Linked DNA regions of Mus musculus: all the other regions are linked to region 1. A link is a contact called in ENCODE POLR2A ChIA-PET data. All regions are on one chromosome and are shown on one strand. The core of a region is the stretch at or near the end of the contact, and the rest is flanking DNA. Distances in the headings are between cores, read along the strand shown. Region 1 holds the start of Gapdh (glyceraldehyde-3-phosphate dehydrogenase). Region 2 holds the start of Ltbr (lymphotoxin B receptor). Region 3 holds the start of Mlf2 (myeloid leukemia factor 2).

The links. ChIA-PET counts read pairs that join two places held with the same protein, here RNA polymerase II (POLR2A).
Region 2: POLR2A ChIA-PET joins it to region 1 with 13 read pairs in Patski. The contact joins the promoter of Ltbr here to the promoter of Gapdh in region 1. POLR2A ChIA-PET finds 5 or more read pairs at or near these places in 3 of 5 experiments (Patski and embryonic stem cell).
Region 3: POLR2A ChIA-PET joins it to region 1 with 42 read pairs in embryonic stem cell. The contact joins the promoter of Mlf2 here to the promoter of Gapdh in region 1. POLR2A ChIA-PET finds 5 or more read pairs at or near these places in 3 of 5 experiments (Patski and embryonic stem cell).

Annotation. Positions count from the first base shown.
Region 1 is chr6:125,164,449-125,167,148 of GRCm38, reverse strand. It overlaps Gapdh (glyceraldehyde-3-phosphate dehydrogenase), which reads left to right and starts at 1,376. Exons shown (of 7, transcript NM_008084.3): 1 at 1,376-1,597; 2 at 1,838-1,878. The coding sequence starts at 1,856.
Region 2 is chr6:125,312,552-125,315,251 of GRCm38, reverse strand. Ltbr (lymphotoxin B receptor) reads left to right here and starts at 1,367. Exons shown (of 10, transcript NM_010736.4): 1 at 1,367-1,662; 2 at 1,766-1,862; 3 at 2,133-2,258; 4 at 2,342-2,500. The coding sequence starts at 1,567. It also overlaps a transcript of Scnn1a not described here.
Region 3 is chr6:124,930,127-124,932,826 of GRCm38, reverse strand. Mlf2 (myeloid leukemia factor 2) reads right to left here and starts at 1,439. Exons shown (of 9, transcript NM_001170341.1): 1 at 1,241-1,439; 2 at 651-728; 3 at 290-416; 4 at 15-50. The coding sequence starts at 700.

The DNA.
Region 1 (2,700 bases), core at 127-2,626:
CCGCTCATGGGAAGCCTGGGCACGGGCCACACAGCTGTCAGTCTAACACAGCCTTGGCTCTGGGGCCCCAAGGAGGTAGGGCAATCTGGAAGGGCAAGGAGCCAAGACTAGATTTGGGGTGCAGCCCAGCGTGCTCCCTGCCTTTTAAGCAAAGGTTATCACCAGGCCAGCTAAACTTAGCAATAGGCTCTTGAGCTAGATGAGCAGGGGGCTGGTTTCATGTTGCACTGGCCTAGCAAAGAGGCGCCAGAGTCCCCCTGCCCTGCACCTGCTACAGTGCTCCCAAGCCCTTCCACCCTTCCCAGCCTCCCTACCCTTCGGAGTGAAGAATCCCGGTCTCGAAAAGACAAAATAAAACCAAAGAATGCCTTTTCTCCCTTCCACTTGTGGCAAGAGGCTAGGGGCTTCCCTGTCCTGGCTCAGGGGTATAATATTTCCTCTCCTGTGTTCTCCCCTCACTGATCTCACCCTGTGTCCACGAGGGCAGCCAAAAAAGGAGAGTCCCTGGCTCCAGGGCCAGTCAGCACGTCCCTGGATGGGGAGGGACTTCCGCCCTCACGTCCCAACTCTCCACCCTGGGGCTACAGTGGGTGAAAGGGGCAGTGTCTCCTAGCCTGGGCGGGGCAGCTCTCAGGTTCCGAGGAGGGATACTATAGGAGGCCTCTGAGCCTCCTCCAATTCAACCCTTAAGAGGGATGCTGCCCTTACCCCGGGGTCCCAGCTTAGGTTCATCAGGTAAACTCAGGAGAGTGTTTGTAAGTCTCAATTATCAGGTTTCCAGGCTGCAGGGCATCCTGACCTATGGCGTAGCAATCTCCTTTTCAAGCGTCTTCCTGGCCACCCCCTTGCCCTCACAGCGCGGTACACAAGCCAGGCCTCTGGCCAAAGACAGAAGCCAGGAGGGGGGGGGGGGCAGATAGGGAAATGGGGCTCCTGAGGGCTCCCGCGGGAGGAAAAGTGCCCCCACCCTGGCATTTTCTTCCACTCTTTTTTTTTTCGGGGGGGGGGGTTGCTGTGTCACTACCGAAGAACAACGAGGAGAAGATCCTCAACTTTTCCGCAGCCTTTTCAATAATGGGGAGAGGTTCGATGATGCAGTGGCAGGGAGACCCACACTTCTCCATTTCCCCTGTTCTCCCATTTTACTCGGGAAGCAGCATTCAGGTCTCTGGGTCCTGGATGTCCTTGGTGCACACTCCAAGGACTCCTCGTCCTTAAGTTCATAGTCTGTATTCCCTGAGTCCTATCCTGGGAACCATCACCCGGTCACCTCCTGAGCGGGGCAATCTCAGCTCCCCTCCCCCTATCAGTTCGGAGCCCACACGCTTGGTGCGTGCACATTTCAAAAATGAGGCGGGTCCAAAGAGAGGGAGGAGGGGAAATGAGAGAGGCCCAGCTACTCGCGGCTTTACGGGTGCACGTAGCTCAGGCCTCTGCGCCCTTGAGCTAGGACTGGATAAGCAGGGCGGGAGGCGGGGCGCGCGTCATCAGCTCCCCCCCACCATCCGGGTTCCTATAAATACGGACTGCAGCCCTCCCTGGTGCTCTCTGCTCCTCCCTGTTCCAGAGACGGCCGCATCTTCTTGTGCAGTGCCAGGTGAAAATCGCGGAGTGGGCCGCAGGAGGCCGGGGACAGTCGGAAACTGGGAAGGGGAGTGGGCACTGTACGGGTCTAGGGATGCTGGTGCGAAGTGTGCAAGCCGGACCCAGGCTCCGCATTGCAGGGGGGGGATGATGGAGGACGTGATGGGGCGCACGGCGGGAATGGAGGCGGGGTGGGGGAGGGGACTGCCTGGTGTCCTTCGGGCCACGCTAATCTCATTTTCTTCTCCTGCAGCCTCGTCCCGTAGACAAAATGGTGAAGGTCGGTGTGAACGGGTGAGTTCCAGGGCGGGGCCCTGCTCCGTTGCCTACGCAGGTCTTGCTGACCCGGGGGCTCTGCAGTACTGTGGGGAGGTGGATGAGGTGGCCGAAGCGCCCAAGGAGACCTCAAGGTCAGCGCTCGGACCTGGCGATGGCTCGCACTTGCGGCCCCCAGCTGCTGCACCTCTGGTAACTCCGCCTTTGCGGGGATGAGCGGCCCGGAGTCTTAAGTATTAGGAACAACCCCACGCGCCCGTTCAGACCCATCCCGTAATCCCCAGTCCGGGGCTTCTTTCTTTACTTTCGCGCCCTGAGGAGTCACGTGCCAGGAGGGAAGCCCCTCCCCCATCTCCCCCTTCCTCGGGGTCGGTGGCATGGCGTTGTGAGGTGCATACCTTTGCGCATCATCTCCCAGGCTTGGGCTTCCTTTAGGGTAACTGGCCGCCGCCATGTTGCAAACGGGAAGGAAATGAATGAACCGCCGTTATGAAATCTTGCTTAGGCCTTCCTTCTTCCTAGCTTGTGACTAACCTCATTCCTCTCGGCTGGGTGGAGTGTCCTTTATCCTGTAGGCCAGGTGATGCAAGGCTTCCGTGCTCTCGAGAGAGTTCTACCTCACAATCTGTCTCACCTTATTAGCCTTAAAAGCCCTTGAGCCTTATTGTCCTCGGGCATAATGCGTATTCTAGATTATTCTCTGAAAATCAAAGCGGACTTACAGAGGTCCGCTTGACCTCCCAACCCCAGAGGTAGTTATGGCGTAGTGCAGAGCCGTGGGATGGGGAGCTGAGTCATGGTGGTTCTGAAAAGAAATTTTCCACCACAAAATGGCTCCTG
Region 2 (2,700 bases), core at 118-2,617, 150 kb before region 1:
TAAAACTCAATCCCTTGCCAGCATTTCGAGGCTCCACCGAAAGCCTGTCTGGATATCTGATCCACCATGGAAAAGGTCAGTTCTCAGGTGAGCTATTGCAAGAGAAGGCTTTCCCTCATTCCAAATGAGAGTCCAACCCCACCCCCCACCCCCGAGTCACAAGGGAGGCAGGACAGATGTTGCCATGGGCTGGGATCTGAAAATCAGATCTGGACTGCAGTTAAGTTCTTCCAGAGTGGCTAAGCGGTGTGGACAGCCTTCATTTACACAACGAATATGTACCTGGCCAGTGGCATAAGCCAGATCATGCTAGACTCCGTGAGCCTAGACTAAATAGCCAAACCAGGCCACGGGCCAGCCAATAGCCTAGTAAGGAGCACAGGGCAGACATTAGGGTTCCTTGGGGGCTCCATGGCTGTTTTCTTAATAGAAATTTAGAGGGGTGTGTGTGTGAAGGGGGCTGGGGGGGGGGGTTGGGAATCAGTAGACGTGGGAAAAAGGGGTGTCACATACTTCCAGCAGCTCTGGGCTATTAATGGCAGGAAGAAAAGGCCCACCAGGCTTAACGATCTTGGAACCCTGTGCACCGCTGCCTGGCACCCTGGGCAGGTCTTCTCTAGAAAGTAAGGTACCTACACTGGCTGGGCTCTCAGGTCCCTCGGTTTAAGAGAGTTATAGGCTTATGTGCACACACGCTGGAACTAGGCTACCCAGCCCCAGCCCAGAAGCCCCCACTCACCAGGACCTGGGTTTACACACGCCCACCCTTCCGTGAGAGAGGTCCCAGAGGAGAGGACAGATTCAGGGCCAGCTGAACTCTCTCCAGTGTCTTGTGGTGTGCGCCCTGGTGTGTGGCGTGGGTGGGCTTGTTACTGTGGAAGCTTCTTTTTAAAAAGTCACAGAGTGGAGCAGGCCCTCAGTCTCTGCCAAGTGGGATGCCTGGCCAGACGCTGGCTGCATCTGCTAACCACCTCTGGGTATCCTGGCTGGGTGCACTGTCAATCCCTGGCGCCTCCTCTTTGCAAATCTGACACCCAGCTGTCCACAGCTCTCTGCCTCAACGTCCACGGCAGGTCAACCAAGTCAGCTCTGCCTCGGGCTCTCGGAGGTGGGCCTGACTGATGGCTAGCCACTGTCTCTGCTGCCCCCCTTTCGGCCAGCAAGCGATCCTAATCCGCAATCCCCTCTGAGAGCCAGGCTTCCGAAGAAAGGTGGAGGCCGGGTTCCGGGCCTGCAGCTCTCACGTGCTTTCCCGGCCACCCCCTCCCGCCCTGCGTCGAGGCGGCCAAGCCTGTTCCTCTTCCCCCCCCCCGTCGCGATTGCGACAGGCCGGCCTCTGCTCCCAGGGCTCCCTGCCCCCGCCCCCGGCCGGCTCGCTCCACTCCCACTTCCTGAGCCCGGCGCTGGAGCCCTGGAGGCCAGGCCCGGCCGCTCCCGGCCCCCGGGGGCACGTCGGCCCAGCCGCCAGGCTTGGGAAGTCGTGGCCAACGCTGCTCAGGACGTCCGGGCTTCCCACCTTCCTCCTAGGACTCCACCCGGTCTGGTCAGCCGAGCCGAAAGGCCGCCATGCGCCTGCCCCGGGCCTCCTCTCCCTGCGGCCTGGCCTGGGGGCCACTCCTGCTGGGACTCAGCGGGCTTCTGGTGGCCTCTCAGCCCCAGCTGGTGAGGGAGGGGCTAGGTGGGATGGACCAGGTTTCTCTCTAGCCCTTCTGCCCTCCAGAGCTGACCCTGCCTCATTCTTCTCTTTCTCCGCCTCCTCTGGAAGGTGCCCCCTTATCGCATAGAAAACCAGACTTGCTGGGACCAGGACAAGGAATACTACGAGCCCATGCACGACGTCTGCTGCTCCCGCTGTCCCCCAGGTGAGAACAGTGGCTCCAAGTGGCTTGGGTGGTAGAGGTGAGCCAGAATGAGCCAGCACTGCTAAAACTAGCCAGGAAGGAGAGTCTACGAAGCATTAGCATTGTCCCACGGACACTGAGATTTGAAGAGGTAGCGGCATGTAGCCATGAAGACAGGATGGGGACAAAGAGACCAAGGAGAGGCTCCGAGGCATGCAGCAAGCAGAGGCAGCGGACGCAGAGATGGACTTCTTGTCTCCTGATAACCCTCTTTCCCCATTCGCCTCATAGGCGAGTTTGTCTTTGCGGTATGCAGCCGCAGCCAAGACACGGTTTGCAAGACTTGCCCCCATAATTCCTATAATGAACACTGGAACCATCTCTCCACCTGCCAGCTGTGCCGCCCCTGTGACATTGGTAAGTGGGGACTCATCTGGATCTGCATGATGGGTACGACTGGGAGGGCCAGCTCCTCTCTGACTCTTCCCTCTCCCTGACAGTGCTGGGCTTTGAGGAGGTTGCCCCTTGCACCAGCGATCGGAAAGCCGAGTGCCGCTGTCAGCCGGGGATGTCCTGTGTGTATCTGGACAATGAGTGTGTGCACTGTGAGGAGGAGCGGCTTGTACTCTGCCAGCCTGGCACAGAAGCCGAGGTCACAGGTCAGAGGTCACTGAGGGCAGCCAGTAAAGGGAGGCTGGGCATCAAGGGCAAGGAACGTGATACTGTGCGCATGGTGCTTCTCCCCACTGGTACTGTGAGTGTGGTACCTCTGCCCACTGGGAGAACCATAAAGAATCTATCAGTCCTTGAAAAAGGCTCACAGGAGGGGGTCTGCCAAGACATGAACTGGTATGAGGAG
Region 3 (2,700 bases), core at 190-2,689, 230 kb after region 1:
AGACAGGGACTCACCATTCCCAACATCCCGAAGGGAGAGACAGCCCCAGCCTACAAGACGAGAAACTGAAGTTAGAACTACACCCTACCAACTGTATGTACCAAAGGAGGTCAGTGCCTCCGTTCCCCCCTTCCTTCTTTCCACAGGAGTCACACAGCCCCTTTCCCAGACTCCTGACCCCACTCGTCTGCCTCCCACGCAGGTCATGTCCCTTTAAAGCTGGTTGTAGGGCAAGAACTGCAGCATACTTAACTAATCACCCCAGGTCTCGATATGTTCCAACTGTTACCTGCATCCTGCGGCTGGCAGGCCTGGTTGCTGGCATGTTACCATCTGTGATGCTCAGGAAGGGGCTATATCCAAAGCCGCCTGACAACATGCGGCTCATGTGCTGACGGTGAATTGCGAAGGGGTCCCTGCGGAGTGAGCATACACTATAGAAGGCAGATTAACCCCCAGCCTTCTTCACCTCCCCGAAATGAAGTCAGGGTACACAGTGGCACGGATGCCGGCTTCCCTCTGAGAGCGGCAGCTGAGTATCCAGCTAATTCTAACTGGTTCCAGCCAAGGGAACCAACTCAAAGGTCTGCCTGAACTGCTCAGACCTGAATCCGAATGGGCTGAGGGCGCGAGGGGGAGGGAATTCTCACATCAGGAACATGGGATCCTCAGGCTCCACGTCCCTCATGAAGCGGAACATCGTGATCTCAGCTCCAGGGGGCTCCACACTGTGAAGATACGGAGGCTGTGTTTCCTGCAGGCGGCCAGGCTTATGCACACCAGCTCAGTGTTGCTACTCTTAAGGCTGCCTCTTGCATACACTATCACTGACCCCTCCAAACTCCAGGGAAGATCCTTCGCCAGGTGAGCCATATAACCTATGAGACCTGAGAGCCAGCAGCTCTCCAAGCCGGTCATGGAATTTTTCCCAAGCCTCTTAGTGGTGCCCCTCCACCCCCGCCCGCCATCCTCTCTTCCCCGAGCCACGGTCAGCTCCTCCTCCGACGCCAGACTCGATGAGAATCTCGAACGGCGGCCCGCCACCCCATTAATGACCCCCAACTACTCCGCCTTCTGCTGGCACTGGGCGCTACCAGGCCTCCCCGGGCAGGCCTCACTGCCCACCGATCCGGGCCGCCACTGCCCCAGCCCGTGCCTCCCGCCGGGCGAGCCGGAGAGGAAGGTCCACTCCCGGGATCGCATCCCTGCAGCCGTGCGGGCCGCGGCGCCCTGGCCTCACCGGTCCCCGACTCCGGCTCAGCGGCCCATCCGGCCGGCCTCTCCTCGGGGCGCTGCAGGAGCAGGGTCGCGGCCCGGGACGCAAGGATTGGTCCGCGCGGCAGCTTCTCGCCTCCCGCACCGCCTCCTGCCTTCGCCTGCCACCTCCGTACCCCCGCCCTCGGCCCGAGAAGCCGATCTTCGGTCAGGCCCGAACGGAAGTGACGTCACGACGGACGGCCCCGGGGGCGGGCTGCGGGAGCTCCGCCCACCTGCTTGGGAGGGAGGGCGGCGCGCGCGCCGTGGAGCCCCGGAGGGCGGGTCCTCTGGGGCGGGTGGGAGGTGTCATTAAGCTGGCTCGGGGATCTGGGGACAGGAAGAGGCTCCTGCAAAGGTGGGGGGGGGCGGAGCGGAATCGGGAGGGACCGGCTGAGCGCAACGTGGGGGCAGGGTGTGCCGCACCTTTTTTGCGGGGGGGGGGGGGGAGAGGCGGGCTGTCTGGGGGCGATCGGTGGGGCGGATCCCTGCGGGGACCTTTAAACACACTGCAGGAGGGGCGCTTAACCAGGGGAGCGCGTGGGCCTGTCCCTCTGGAGAGACGCTCGGGCGGGCGGTGTCCTCCGAGTGACGCAGAGAAGGAGGTGACAATTTAGCTCAGGTCTAGTTAAGCCTTGGAAAAGGCCAACCAGGGAAGGGAATCCAGGTTGGGAGTTTGGCCGCCAGAGGGCGATCCTGGGCCGGGCTGGATCCTTAGCTCCTTAGGACTCGGTGTTGGCTTAGGCTTCTGGACCACTCCAGGACCTGTCTGTGAAGGGTTGGCCTGGGCAAAGGCGTTAGTTCTGAAGTCTGTTTGCTTTTTGTTGTCGTTTTTTGGTTTTGGTTTTAGTGCTCAGGACCCAACTCAGGACCTTGGGCATACCAAGCACATGCCCTACCACTAAGCTATAGTCCAGTTCCTTTAGGTCGTAGGTCTTTAAAACTTTCTTTGTTCTGAGCAGGTAGATAGGTCAAGGGACTAAAGTTTAGAAGAATAAAGGGGTGGAGAGCTAAATTAAGCAGAATCACCCAGGGGTGGAGCTAAAAAGTAAGCCCAAGAGGGCTGACTCCAAAGCCAGAGACTGGTATTTTGACATACTAATTGTCTTGCACAAAATCTGGCTGAGCTGGAGAGAAGAGCCCTCCCCTTTGGGTCAGAGGATTTGAACTGTATTGGGTAGACTTTGACCCACAGAGATCCAAACTCAAAACTGTCCCAAGTTCTTTACTCTGGCTGTCAGCCACATTGGTACCGTGTGGAACCTGATCTGAAGAGAAAGGTTTATTCTAACCAACTCCCTGAGGGAAAAGGGTCAGTGGTTACTCAGGAAAAGATTGGGAGCAGAGACTCTCAGCTTCTTTCGATTTGATCATTGCTAGTGGGAAAAAAATAGTGCTAAGAGAAGAAACAGTGATATAGTTAACGTAAGCTGACAGATTGGCAAA